2 separate regions of the Mus musculus genome follow, and region 1 is linked to region 2. The links are chromatin loops, found by intact Hi-C in ENCODE. Cell type or tissue: left cerebral cortex. All regions are shown on one strand. Each heading gives the region's core, and the rest is flanking DNA. Links, peaks and the distances in the headings are about the cores only.

The links. Peaks named below come from ENCODE experiments on the same cell type or tissue, not always from the same donor. Only the 100,000 strongest peaks of a DNase experiment are listed, where the experiment ranks them.
Region 1: it touches region 2 in a loop (3-fold over the local background); 3 of 42 quality-filtered maps call a loop at or near these places.

Annotation. Positions count from the first base shown.
Region 1 is chr4:40,297,065-40,304,622 of GRCm38, reverse strand. No RefSeq gene overlaps it. Among named protein-coding and RNA genes, the nearest start is that of 4930509K18Rik, 12 kb to the left of the region's middle. In left cerebral cortex, for the core only: a CTCF peak has its summit at 3,334 (motif pointing left); DNase peaks (open chromatin) are centred at 2,574, 3,051 and 3,327; H3K4me3 peaks cover 264 bases.
Region 2 is chr4:40,505,585-40,513,142 of GRCm38, reverse strand. The region is part of intron 3 of 4933428C19Rik (RIKEN cDNA 4933428C19 gene); the gene reads left to right. Among named protein-coding and RNA genes, the nearest start is that of 4933428C19Rik, 16 kb to the left of the region's middle. In left cerebral cortex, for the core only: a CTCF peak has its summit at 3,145; DNase peaks (open chromatin) are centred at 3,446 and 4,214; H3K27ac peaks cover 646 bases.

The DNA.
Region 1 (7,558 bases), core at 1,787-4,286, 210 kb after region 2:
TTCTTATCTTTCTAGGCTGACCTCTGACTGTTGCTATCAATGATACAGTGCACGGACTGCTTGTAGAAACATCGACTTTCTAGTGAGCAAACCATCTAGTGTCTCCGTGTTGGCTTGTGCACAGCACTAACATACTGTGCATCCCTGTCCTCGCTGAGTGGTTCATGATTCCCAGAATAATGCCTGGTAGTTCAGGCTGTTTCCCCATGAGCACCCAAGACATCCCACTCACCGGATAGTAAGGACAGTTGACTAGGCTGGGCTTACTTAGGGCTCAAATGATATATACAAACTATGCTCTTAGCGCCTCCCCACTGACACTTAGATCAGAAGTTCTCCACTACAGGTTGTGACCCCTTTAGGCGACAACCAATCCTTTCATAGGATATCAGGTATCCTGCATATCAGATATTTACGTTATGGTTCATAACAGTAGCAAAATTACAATTATGATGTAGCAACAAGGCAATGGAGGACAACTGCTAACTGGCGTGTTCAGCCTACTTTCTTACACAAGTCAGCACCTCCCACAGTTAGCTGAGCCCTCCCACATCAATCAAACAAACAGAAAGAGTTCCCAGATGGAGTTAGTTGCCTACAAGGAATCTAATAAAGGGATTTCCTCAACCGAGATTCCTCTTTTCACATAACTCTAGCTTGCATCAAGTTAACAAAACAGTAACATACCGGCCAGGACCCCACCTCTCTAGCTTGGTGAAGCAGTGAGTTTAGTTGGATTGCTTACAGGAACCTGTCTGACTGGGGCAGTTACATCACCAGGAAGCTCAACCTCGGCATAGGGTCTGCTCGAGAAGGTTGCATTACTCCGGGTCATGCCCAATTTGCAGGCAGCTCCTCCAATGATGCTCCTCTGCTTCAGCAACAGCTTCTGCCCCTGGGACCCCCAGCCTCCTGATTTGTAACTTCCTCCTGAGGTCCTTTAACTTTCATGTGAGTTCCACAGGTCTCCGTCCTTAGGTCCAGGAGGGGATGTTTCCATCAGGAGGAACTAGCCACACAATAGGAACTAGCCACACGATAGGAACTAGCCACACAATAGGAACTAGCCACACAATAGGCATCATTACCACCTCTTACATGTTTACACCAGGGCTATTGACAACGCTTTCTTGACACAACAATAATAATATAATATTTATGATATTGTTAATAATATTTGGATTAATTTGTTTCAACGGAAGCAAAACAACAATCTGTATACTTCCAGAATTTCCGGAACAATAGTAGACTCTTAGATCTGGATGAGACTTGAAGGTCAGTCATTCATTCCTCATTGAACAATTCATGAACAATGAATTGAACGAATAACATCCATTGTTGTTTTATATTTGACTCTACCAGTATTTTTAGCTCACAGATTTGTGTCTTTAGGTTTTGAATATTTTATCAATAATTCCATCATCTATCACTTTGCTTTATGGCTATTGATTGGTTTCTTAGGTACAGGTGCCATTTTCTTCCTCTTTCACATGCCTGGCACAGGCTTGGTACTGATGTCTTGGAATTTCTCTGGTTACAGAAGTTTCCCCTCCTATTCACTCAGGTCATTTTTCAGTTGATAACTTGAGCTCCATGTAACCTTTCCTGTCTGAGAGGGACTCAAGCTGTCATCATCTCCTCAAACCTCAGTCACAGTCTCTTAAACTCGATGACTCGGTTTTGCTTGGCTCAGAAGTCTAGAAACTCCCTCCAGTGCCAAATCAAGGTAGCTGGGGCCCCATTTCCTGTCTCTCATTTCTATCCTGTATCATGAACCCACGTTGCCTAGTATCTGGTGTCTTTAAGCCATTGTTCCATGTATTTTGCTCTGTTTCTAGTTCTTTAAAAAGGAAAGCTAAATCTAGTCCTTCCTCATGGCCGGTGGTGGGATAACTTACCCATCAGCGGAGCCAACCCTAATTTCTTGACTCTGAACCCCTTACTCTAACTCCTGACGCAGGCAAGAACACAAGAAGATTATGCAACTGTTTTTTGGACTTAAGTGTCCCTGGATAGGAAACACGTGGCTCCCATGGTTTTGTAAAAAACAAGAATAGAAGGTGTTCTCTGTAAACTATCCAAGGTCATTTACACGGCTTTGGTACTAACCAGAATGCAGTGTTCCGATTTCTCAGTTAACAGTTGTTGAAATTTTGGAACTGCTAAGTGACGTTGAATGTAGAGTTCCATTTAAGTATATGAAGGATCCTGGGGGGGGGGGGGGGTGGATGGTAGGCGTAGGTGCTCTTGTGTGAACCTCCATCATTGCCCGGAGCAAACCAACGTTACTGTCAATTTCCCTGTGGGATAGTGGGAGCAGAAACGGCAGGAGCTGCATCCCTGGTCTCCCTGGAGCAAGCCAAGGATTGGAGTAAGAACATAAGATGGGCCCATTCTCCAGTTTGTCAATTTTCTGCCTGCGTTACCAGATGAAAGCCCTCGTACATCTGCAGGCAAATGCTTTGTGTATGTGCTGTCCGGAGAACGAGTGCGGACTAGGCTTAGCTAGCCAGCAGAGGATGCGGTCTCTGACATCTGAGTGTTAGGATTGCCTTCAGGCACTACGGTTGCTGGGCTTTGTCTTTGGGTTCTAAAGACACAAACTCTGGCAAATGAGTCATCACTGAGCCATCTCCCCAGTTCAAATCCCCCTGTTCCTGATATGAGCCAACACCTGGGACCCAGGACACCTATATGAATGGCTGCATAGACGGAGGGACGACTCGTCCCTGTTCTGTCTCATCAGCAGCTGTGGGTTTTCCTTATGATAGCAAATGAGGCAACACTTATTAAATTCTGGGTTTGATGCTTTTATAATAATTACATTTTAGTTACAGGGAGAATTAATTGGGCGATTTGGACTTATTTGGAGTTGACAGAATCCATATAACTTAGCAGATTACCTTAGGAATTTCAAAATATGTTATCTCAAAATAGAGCTTAGAAAAAAACGGAGTAGAATCTGTGTTGGCTTTAAAATCCACTTTGAGCAAGGGAAATTTCCAGCTTGGGCTGCCTTCTGAGTCCCTGCTGCTGACTCTGCACTTTGGGCGACAGGCTGTCATTTCGGGACAGGTTTTTTTTTTCATTTTAAATGGTTTGTTTAATGATTTCTTCTTTTAAGAAAACTTTAGGCTGAATTATTTTACTAAAACATTTTCCATGTCATGCTAAAATATTACATTTACCACATCAATGGTGTTTTAGGAAAACCAGCTACAATTGGTAACGAAGCGCCCTAAATTCTCAAAAAGGCAGGAAGTGGGGTTGCCTTTCGTCAGAAAGCTTTACCGCTCCCTGGAATTTGGGACGCTTTTAAACAGCGCCACCTAGTGGAGTTCTCTAACTATAACCGCACCGCAGCGCCCTATCCGTGATTCTTTGAATACCAAGTTTAGCTGGGTGTGACAGCACGTGTAATCCCAGGCCTCCCGAGGCTGAGGCAGGAGGAGAGACTGCACAGCCAGACTCTGTGTTTCAAAACAAATAAATAAAAGGATTGGGGGTTTTGGGGATGTAGCTTAGGGGAACAGCAAGTGTTTAGCCCGTCCAAGGTCTTGGTTTAGATTCCTCGGGGGATGGTAGCAAATTAATTGTTCCAGATGTCATTCAGCCTACTGATAAATGCATCCCAGTTTCAATTCCTGCACTGATTAATTTGAACGCAGATATATACTCAACCAGCTTCTCAAAAGTTCAGTTATTTACTGATTTCATGTCCCATGGATAACTGTTTTTTTTTTCCCGCTGACGTCTTTCACACTGCCCCTCGCCCCCCCCCGCCCCCCCGCCGTGAAGTCTTCCCGGAGAATTAAGACATTATGTATAAGGTAAGGTTCAGTTTTCACAGAATGGGAAGTGACGCAAGGTACATATGCTTGTTAGAGAGGCAACTGAGCTCACACAACACCACACATTATTAGCATCACAGGGAGTGTCAAAATGTGTATACGGGGTCAGGGGACGGGGGCGGGGATGGGGTGGGGTGGGGGAACAGCCAGTGGATGTAGAGAATTTCTTCTCCAAATTCATTTTATATTCCCACTGGGAAAAAGCTAAATTCCATTTGCCAGATTCTCCTGCAGCTTATGCAGGGATCTGGGGTTGAATTTGGATAACGTGGAACCTGGCTTCTAAAATATCCTCCATATTTTCCTCACCTTCCCCAAATCCCTGTCTGATAACTGTCATTATCCAGTCAGACAGACCTTAGGAGCTTTAACTGTCCACACACAGCCTACTACCCTCCTATTCTAGCCCTATGACCTTCAAGGGACTGTGATGTGGACACAGAACCCACTTTCTTGCCATAAGCTAGAGGTTTGGCGTTTACTTGTTAACTGCACTGATGAATGAATATGGAAGAGAGGAAAATGGAAGCTAAAGGAGAGGCGTATCTGAGAGAACAGACCTTTCCTTCAGAAAGATGCCTGGGTTTTCTGACGCATTTGTGCAGGTCTCAGAGTAAGCACGCAGTTGATAAACATCAAAAACATCAGCAACACAGCTGAAAAGCATAACCACAAAACGCACTCTGGCAGTGTGAGTTTGGGAGCCGGATAATCAGGCTGTGATGGAGATGATGAATCTTGTGTAGAAACGCTTCCTGCAGCTTTAGTCATGAGGAGTTCCGGTGAGGCGCCTGCGCTGTAGGGTATTTAGGAAGGGGCCTGTCAGCTTTCACAGCGCCGTCGCGCCTTCTTTCAAGACACTGTGACACCTCATGCTGTCAATCCTGCTTCCACACTAATTAAAGTTCTTAATAACCTCCATTCCAAGATGGTCCGGAATATATGATGTGTGTTTATTTCCATTATAGGCAGGGTACACAACATGTGACATTAGTAAAGAGTTCTCAACTGAGCTATTTGTGGGGCCCCACTCAGCACACATTCAACACCCAAGGAAGCCCTTGGATGAACAGAGGAAGAAGAAACTCGTGGGCTACAGAGGCCAGAGTCTGCAGAGGAAGAATTGGCATAAAGTTGTTTTTTGAAGAAAGAAAGGCAAGCAAGCCTGGTCACAGGAGGAGGGGGAATGAGCCATTGGCTTCATGGCGGGAGGGGAGGGAAGAATTGAAAAGTTTAGCCAAGATGGAGGCAGGATAACAAGAGCTCTGAAAACCATCACTGAGAATTGAATTTAAAGCTGAGTTAGAGCTCCAGATCAGTTAAGTAGGCAGACACGCTGGATCTAGCCAAACCCTGAGCTGATAGCTGCTATCTTCAGTTCTGCCCCAAAGCACACTCAAGATGGGAGGAGATATGACCGCACACCCTGCTCCTAAATAGAAACAATCGGAGATTAGGGGAAGTGCCTCTCTGTACCGTGTCCTTGTGTGTCCTTTCTTCTTGTCAGACTGTTGATAAAAGAACCTTATTAGTGTGGTCAGTGTGGTTCTCACCCTTCCTAATGCTGTGACCCTTTAATACAGTTCCTCAGGTTGGGGCAACCCCAACCATAAAATTATTTTTGCTGCTACTTTATAACTGTAATTTTGCTACTGTTATGAATAGTAATGTAAATGTTTTTGGAGACAGAGGTTTGCCAAGAGGTCACGATCCACAGGTTGGGAAGCACTGCTCTAGATCTTTCTCTGTCTTTACTTGCTTTATATTGCCATTTCACTGTGAATCCCTCTCCTGTGTAGCTAACCTCGACTCCTTGTGCAGCCCCAGTATGGGGTATATAGCTCTGGTACTCCTGCTCATCGCAAGTACTTACAAGGCTCCCACTCAAAATCTACATTCTTGAGGGGGGTGGACTGTGAGTCATTTAAGTCGGTATCGGAAGAATAAGGACAATGTCTCCTCCCTGGAAAGTAATAAAATAATGTGTGTGGAGGTGGGGGGGGGGGAGTCGATAAGTAGACCTGCTGGATCTAGGTCTTATCCTACGTACTTGGGACTGAGTCAGGAGGATCACAGGTTCAGGGTTACTCTAGCTATTTTAGAGTGACTTTGGGGCCAGCCTGAAGAGCTTAGTGAAAGATTGTCTCAAAATGAAAAGTAAAAAGAGGGAGGGAGATAAAATCCAGTGATAGAACATTTGCCAGGACTCTAGGCTCTCTCTCTCTCTCTCTCTCTCTCTCTCTCTCTCTCTCTCTGTCTCTTGTCTGTGTGTGTGTATGTGTGTGTCCCAGAAGCAAGTCCCAGATCCAGGCGTGGTGGCACACACCTTTAATCAGGGCCACACTTTCTGCTGGAGACCTACATAAAAACATTGGAAGAAGGAAGACATTGGAAAAAGGAAGATTCTCTCTTCTTCGCCTGCTTGCCTTGTGGGACTGAGCAACTGCTAGATCCTTGGACTTCCACTCATAGCTGCTGACCATTGTTGGGGAGTTGGACTACAGACTGTAAGTCATCAACAAATTCCCTTACTATATAGAGACTACCCATAAGTTCTGTGACTCTAGAAAACCCTGACTAATACACTCTGTCTCTCTCTGTCTCTCTGTCTCTCTCTGTGTGAAAGAGACACACACACACACACAGAGAGAGAGAGAGAGAGAGAGAGAGAGAGAGAGAGAGAATGGTAATCTTAGCACTTGGGAGACTGAGGTGAGAGAACCCGAGTCCTGGGCCAGCCTGGATTCTATGACAAAAACCCTCTTGAAAACAGAACAACAAACCCAAATGGAAGCCCCACCCATGCACCCAGCCATGTGCATTTACCTGTCTATCACATCTGAAACTCCATGTAAAATGACTATTGAATGAGAAGATGACTGAACTGACAGCACAGGAGAGAAGAAAACTCGGAGAAAACTCAGTGAACACGATTCTAGTTAACCAGTTGCAAGGACAATGCTGACAGTCATTTGTGGTAAGAATCAAGCTGACATAGAGAAGCATGGTGGGATGTACTTGGATCATGGTTAGGACATACTGTTTAAGATTTAAAAAATAGGGCTGGAGAGATGGCTCAGATGACTCAGGTCCTGAGTTCAAATCCCAGCAACCACATGGTGGCTCACAACTATCTGTAATGGGATCTGACGCCCTCTACTGGTGCATCTGAAGACAGCTACAGTGTATATAATAATAAATAAATCTTAACAAAAATTTTTTTAAAAATAAAAAAATCAGAGGGGCTTGAGAGATGGCTCAGTTGCTAACAGCACTGACTGCTCTTCCAGAGGTCCTAAGTTCAATTCCCAGCAACCATAAAGTGGCTCATAACCATCTGTAATGGGATCTGATGCTCTCTTCTAGTGGGTCTGAAGACAGTGACAGTGTACTCACATACATACAATACATAAATCTTAAAAAAAAAAAAATCATAGAAAGTCCTACTGGCCGTGAGAATTTGGGGGGTTTTGATATTGAGACATTTCATCTGTGAATGGGATAGACCAAGTGAGCCCTACATTTGTGTGTTGCTTCTCAAGAGTAGAGTCTGTGAGGAGGAGCCCAGTCAAAAGTGATCCTCAGGGGGCCGGAGAGATTATTCAGCAGTTATGAGCACTGGTTGCTCTGCCAGAGGACCAGGTCTGATTTGCAGCACACATGGTAGTTCACACGCCATCAGTAACTCCAGGGTGTCTGATACCCTC
Region 2 (7,558 bases), core at 1,914-4,413:
TATATGGATGGATTTTTAAAAACTATATTAAGGAAAAATTCTAAGCACTGCATATTACATAGTGTCATTTGTATGGCATTCTAGAAAAGGTCAACAGATATCAGAGAGCAAATGTTTGGTTGCCTGGGATCTGGGTGGAGGGGTGTATTGTTTACAAAGGAAGATAATTGGATATTTATTATGCTCAAACTAGTGAATGCTTTCACTGAGTGGTTACAAGATGACATGACTAGACACATTACCCAAATTTGTTAAGCTGTACAGTCAAAATGAGTAAATCTTATTATTTGTAACTTTTATCTAAATAAAACTGAAAGTTTCTTCTAGTTGTGCCAAAAGGAATAGGCATTGATCACTCCCCTCCTCATGCCTGTATTTTTGCCCCTGTATTTCCAGTGTCTTTTGTTCCCTATACTGGCTCTCATCATGGTTCCTTAGACTTACTTTTAGAGTAAAGGATTATCTCAAAAATCAGTTAAGTTATATATTCATAGGTCAGATTTTTGTTTGTTTTTGAGACAAGGTCTCTCTGTTATATAGACCTAGCCATTCTGGAACTCACTATGTAGACCAATCTGGCCTCAAACGCATGGAAATCTGCCTTCTTCTGTCTCCCAAGTGATAGGATTAAAGGAGTGCATTGCCATGCCTGATCAAAGGTCAGATTTTGATAGATAATATCATTAAAAATTCCCCCTTTGGAATACTCAATCATTGAAGCACAAACTTGTACAACTTTGGAAATCAATGTGAGGGTTTCTCAGAAAATTGGGAATAGATCTACCTTAAAACCCAGCTATACAACCCCTGGGCATATATCCAAAAGAAGATCAACCGTACCACAAGGACACTGCTCAACTATGTTCATAGCAACTTTATTTGTAATAGCCAGAAACTGGAAATAGCCTAGATGTCCTTCAACAGAAGAATGGATAAAGATAATTTACATAATGGAGTATTAGTCCAGTATTTTAAAAAAGGACATCATGAAATTTGCAGGCAAATAGGTAGAACTAGGAAATATTATCCTGAGTGAGGTAACCTAGAAAGACAGGCATGGTATGTACTCACTTATAAGTGGATATTAGTCATAAACTACAGGATGACCATGCTATAAACCACAGACACAAAGTTGCTAAGTAACAGGGAGAGTCCAAGGGGGCACACTTGAATCTCACTGAGAAGGAGATATATTAGATATGAGGGGCAGATGGAAGGAGGAGAGAGGGGTGGGGGTGAGGATGGGAAAAGGCCAGATGAGGTGGGGGAGGAGAGAGGAAGAAAATACTGGGAGAGGCAACTAGAATAGAGGCGAGGGTCATATCTGGGATGAGCTAAAAATTGAGGACTCCCAGAAATCTATGAGGGTGACCCTACCTAAGACTCCTAGCAATGGGGGATATGAAGCCTGAGCCAGCCATCTCCTGTAACCAGGCTAGTCTTCCAGTGGAGGGATAAGGAAACCAACCTAGCCACAAATCCTTAGACCCACAATTTTTCCTGCCTACAGCATATTCAGGGGTGGGGAATGGAACAGTATTTGAGGAAAGGGCCAACCAATGACTGGCCCAGCTTGAGACTTGTATCATGAGATGGAGCCCACTCTTGACATTATTGATGATATTCTGCCACACTTGTAGACAGGACTCTAGCGTAAATGTCATCAGAGTGGAGTTACCCAGCAACTGTTGGAAGCTGATGCCGAAACCTACAGCCAAAGATAGAGTGGGATTGGGGGAATCCTGTGGAAGAGGGAGTAGAAAGGATTGAGGGTGCCAGGGGCGTCAAGGACACCACAAGAAAACCTACAGAGTCAGCTAACCTGGGCCAATGGGGGCTCTTGGAGGCTGAACTGCCAACCCCTGTATGAATGGGACGGACTAGGCCCTCTACACAGTTGGGCAGCTAGGTCTTCATGCGGAACTCCTAAAGTGGAAGCAGGAGCTCTCTCTGACTACATTGCCTGCTTAAGACACACCTAGTCTTGCAGTGGCCTGATATGCCTGGGTCTGGTTGATGTCCATGGGACGCCTCCCTTTTGGGGAAGATGGGGAGGAGGTGTGGATGTGGGAAGATGAGGTGAGAGGGAAGCTGCTGATCAGGATGTAATGTGAATAAATATCTTAGTCAATTAAAAAAAATTGCCCTTCCAGTCTGGAGAGAAGGCTCAATGGTTACGAGCACTCTCCTGGATGACTCAAGTGTGATTCCTAGCCCTTGCATGGAAGATGATGATTTCCTGTAACTCCAGCTTCACAGGAACTGGTGCAGTTCTCTGCGCACACACGCACACACACGCACACACACACACACACACACGCACACGCACACGCACACGCACACACACATTCCTCTCTTGCTTATCTGTCTGCCCAGAGGAGCTGCCTTTGTGTCTTAGCCTCTCCCTCCCTGTCCAGTCCCTCAGCCCTGCCCCCCCCATCCAGTCTCGTTCCACTCCCCCCACCCCTTCAGCTCAGCTCGCAGCAGTGTGTTAACAACCTTGTTGGATAGAGAAAGAAAGTGGAGTTGAGAGAGGTTGAGTAACCAGGTTTCTCCATTAGCAAGGAGGCTTTTAAGGATAACCTGGTAGCAAGGAACAGAGTTAAGGTTCATATACAGGCCATGACTGCATGCTAGCATCTGTTTGTAAGGGAGGGAAGAGTGTCACCAGGTCCTCAAGGAGCATCCAGAAGGCCCAGATTTGGCATCGCATTTGAAAAACCAAAAGGAAAATCTGCAACTGTCTTAGGCAGGAATTTCGATCATCCCTCCCCCCTCCCAAGTCTCAATACCGAAATATCTTAACCTAATCTTATGTAGGAAATGCTTTGAGGCCTTGATGTTTCTTTTGTGGTTTAGTCAATAAAAATTAATTCTGTTGCAAAAAATAAAAGTCCTCCCTTCAGGGGAGGATTTTTCAGTCTCCATTAAAACTTTATCCAATTCATTTCCCCTGTCAGTGGAAAGAATGGGGGATCGATAGCGAAGACACACTTTCTGACGCAGCAGCAGCACCTTCTCCTTCGAGTAGCGCCCTCCAGGGACGCCGGCAGGCAGGTGTTTGAAGGGCTGAAGCATCAACAAAACAAATTAATCTCCTGCGTCCCCTTGGTCATAACTGACTGTGGTTTAAATCTATCTTGAGCCCTGCAAATAGCAGGTCAGATGATGGTTTGAATCTAGTTTGCAAAGAAAAAAAGAAGGATTACATAGGAAGCTGGGGCGGCGGGTGCCCCAGGCTGCCCAGGATCTCTTTGTAAGTTTCTCTTGTATCATCCTGAACATCCGCCCTCTTCACGCAGCAGCCCGGGCCTGACTGCTGAAGCGTGTGCGGCAGAGCAATGTCCAACTCTGGCAAACTCATGTCAGAATTTCTATAGTGAATTGAGCATCCATTCTAATGTGCTTTTGTTACGAGTAGGCGTGCGGGATGAGCAGACAGCTGGAATATTTCCTAAGTGCAAAGTTAAATCTGTGCTGTCATAGAGTGCCAGCTGCGACACCCTGCTGAGATGAAGGCCCTGCCAGTCTGTGTGCTTCCTGAGCAGGGCAGAGTCACAGTGCCCGTGCCCAGGGACGTAGCTCTCTGCCAGGCACATCGTCGACGCTCAGTTATAAATATGCTGGAACAGACGACAATCCATTTTTCCACCACCTAACTAAAGGCACAAGAGGCTGCCTATGAGCCTTGAGGGTCAAGGGAGAGACTGTGGGAGGCAAACCAAGCCGGAGGAGCACAGGCATCCTTCTGATGCAAAGACAGCCGTGTGGATCATCTGATGGTTATCAGGCAATGTTCAAGAGGATTCGGAAGCCTACATGCTCAGGAGGAGATTTTCTGAAATTTATAACACTATTTAGGCAGTGTTTTGGGGGAGGGTCCAATAGCTGAACTGCATTGATAGGCTACCCTTCCCCCTTTCGAACATTTAAGCATCTTAAGACATATTTTAATTTAAAAAAAATCATAAACTTGGTTTCATGAGATAACTTTTTTAAAAACCTAGAATTTACTGTATTTTCCAAAATAGTGGAACACTGACTTTCCCTGGAGCCTGATTATGTTAACGCACAGCAGGTCTGTCCCCAGTTGTGCGACTTAGAGAAATTCCAGTCCTATTTCCTGGGACAGTGAGCTCTGAGGTGCCCTGAGGCTGGTCGGCTTAGTTTTCCCTTGGCAAGGCAGCTGGAAACGTGGGTTCCAGTTTGCCCCATATTACATATTTCCCACCCCCTCAGCCTCCTCTCCCCTCCCAACTCCTGCCAGTCAGCCTTTGAAGAGCTTGAGTTTTTCTAAGTGTAACTCCACGTTCCCATCCACTTCCTGTGCGTTCTACCAGTATCTCATACCAAGAACAGCATCTACATCTAAACTCCCCATATCGTACTTAGGTACCCAGTGTCGTCCAACACTAACTGTAGTGGGGTCAGCATCAGGGACTTCTGACAACTTTCCCACCCTCCTCCAGGTGCTGATCATAGTCCCTGACTTTGCTGGTCCATTCTGTCTTTTTTAAACAGTTTTCACTCTTGAACAATCTCTGTTTTTTGTTTAAAAGCCCACTTGGCTCCTTACTGATGCTCACAGGTAAGCACTGGTCAAATGAGACTGGCATCTTCGGCGTGGGCCCACCTGGCCTGTGTGCCAGCACTAACTTCTTAGTCTCTGCCCACTGGCATGTCAGGCTTTGGCTGCTTCATGTTTGTTCCATCCAGATCTCACTTTACTCATGAGCTGCTTATCCCTGAACCCCAGGATAAGTGAGGTGTCCCTCTGGGAACTCCCTGGTCATGTCATCCTTCCCCATGGGTGCCACTTCACCTTGTAATGGTTGGACACAGGACTTAGGAAAGAAAGATCGGGCCTTGTTTAGTTTTTAGCATCCTCCTTGCATTGTAGACACATGGCTCACAGTAGAGTAGATTCACACAGGTCACACGCATACTAACCAAATATATTGGATGAATCTCCAAGGACTCTTGGGAGGAACTATGGACCTGCCATTCAACACTTAGCTCACACAACTTCCAAGAGCCAGTTAGGCACTCAGAAGCACCACATTGACAACTTAAAATTGGTATTGGCTGCTGATCAGGGCTCCCCACCCCTGCTTCCCACATGTTGCTGGGCAATCAGTTTGGAGAGTGCTCAACTATGTGCTGAACCCTGTGCTTACTACTTTATATATCCAATCTGATTTAACCCTCAGAGCAAGCAGGAGGAATGAGTAGAACGGCCACCAAGCAACACAGGACACAGCCAGGCAACGGATACTGCAGTTCCTATGTCTCATCCTCACGTTTTTTAAACAGTCCCCCAAGTTTTCAGCTGTCTCTCACTGTCTCCAGCCGAACAAAATCAAAACAAATAAAAACCACACACACCCTCCCCCCCCGCCCCCACCCCCCAAAAAGAAAAGCTATCGGTGATAATTTAGCGAAAGGCCAACCAGTCTTGAAAGGCTTTGGGTCCAGCTTCAAGGAATAACCAGGTTGTTTGTAAGAATTGAGTGTGTCAGCAGGAGTGACATTTTAAATTGAGGCAGTGATTTGATGATATAATGACAGAAATTGTTCTTCAATAGAACCTCCTTACTTGCTGGGGTAATGGGGGTCAATAATTGTATTCAGAGAAGGTGCCAGAACACCATCAAGCAAATGACTAGAGACCCTCTTCCCAGTATCCCTTAACACTACAGCTAACATTTGGTGATTTTAGGGGAACTTTAAGAATCCAGGATCTAAGTAATGGTCTGCCAAAGAAGAACAAAAGCTTTCTCTTCCACCTTCTCAGTTGCAGTGGCTGAGGACCCTGCTAATTGAACTGGCAAAAGACAGATTAATGAGAACAGGGTGTTTTGAGATGCATATGGGCCTCACAGAAATGGAATGAAACCCCAGGCAGCTACTTGGTCTTTGAGACTTACTAGTCATTTTAACGAGGGGGGAACAATTTTATGGGTATATGACAAGGCAGAGGAAAAGGTTTCCTGGCGTCCAAGGGCAGTGGCTGGTGGGAAGCTGAATACATGGGGGAAGGTACTGGAGGAGAAGGACTGTTTCAGCCATGTTAGTGACGCTGTGCCTTGCAGTGCCGCCTCTGGACAAACAGCCTAGAGTGGCTTTTCATTCTGCCTTCCCTGGCACGAGAGAGGCAGAGGGAGCAACACCTCACAAAGTGAAATCAGGCTCTACTTTTTGGCAAACAAGGGCAGCATAGGGAGCTTTTGTTGGTGTTGGTTGCTTCCAGCTCAAAGCAGTTTTTATGCGAAGGTGGCTGAGTGGTAGCACATTCTGATGCCTTCAGCTCATTTGCATGGCTCATTTTTTCCCTTTCTTTTATTGGATATTTTCTTTATTTACATTTCAAATGTTATCTCCTTTCTCCATTTCCCCTCCACAACCCCCCTATCCCATGCCCCCTCCCCCTGCTTCTATGAGGGTGTTCCCCCACCTACCCACCCACCCACTCTCGTCTCCCCATCCTGGCATTCCCCTACACTGGGGCATTAAGCTTTCTCAGGACCAAGGACCTCTTCTCCCATTGATGCCAGATAAGGCCATCTTCTGCTACATATGTGACTTTTCATATGTACTCTTTGGTTGGTGGTTTAGTTCCTGGGAGCTCTGGAGGGTCTGTTATTGTTGTTCTTCTTACAAGGCTTCAGACCTCCTCAGCTCCTTTAGTCCCTTCTCCAACTCCTCCATTGGGGTCCCTGTGCTCAGTCCAGTGGATGACTGAGAGCATCCACCTCTGTATATGTCAGGCTCTGGCAGAGCCTCTTCAGAGACAGCTATCTCAGGCTCCTGTCAGCAACCACTTATTGGCATCCACAATACTGTCTGGGTTTGGTGACTGTATAGGGATGGATCCCCAGGTGGGACAGTCTCTGGGTGGCCTTCCCTTCAGTCTTGGCTCCATACTTTGTCTCCGTATTTCCTCCTGTGAGTATTTTGTTCCCCCTTCTAAGAAGGACCAAAACATCCACACTTCGGTCTTCCTTCTCCTTGAGCTTCATGTGGTCTGTGAATTATATCTTGGGTATTCGGAGCTTCTGGGCTAATATCCACTTATCAGTGAGTGCATACAGTGTGTTCCTTTGTGATCGGGTTGCCTCACTCAGGATGATGTTTTCTAGTTCCATCCATTTGCATGGCTCCTTGGAGATGGTGGCTAAGCTAGGCGCTGTCACTGTTTCAGAGCTCCTGTGCTTACAGCCCAGACTTCATTACAGGAGCTGCTGCTTTGAAAGGCTCCCCACCCAGTGTCCATATCTTCATGTCATGCCTCCCACTCATTTTATATTTCTTTTGCCGAATCAGGTCCTTATCTCATCAAACCACTAGATCTCTGCCGGGTGTGGTGGTGCATGCCTTTAATCCCAGCACTCGGGAGGCAGAGGCAGGCGGATTTCTGAGTTCGAGGCAGCCTGGTCTACAGAGTGAGTTCCAGGACAGCCAAGGCTACACAGAGAAACCCTGTCTCAAAAACCAAACCAAACCAAACCAAACCAAAAAAAAAAAAAAAAAAACCCTCTAGATCTCAGCCACTCTAGTC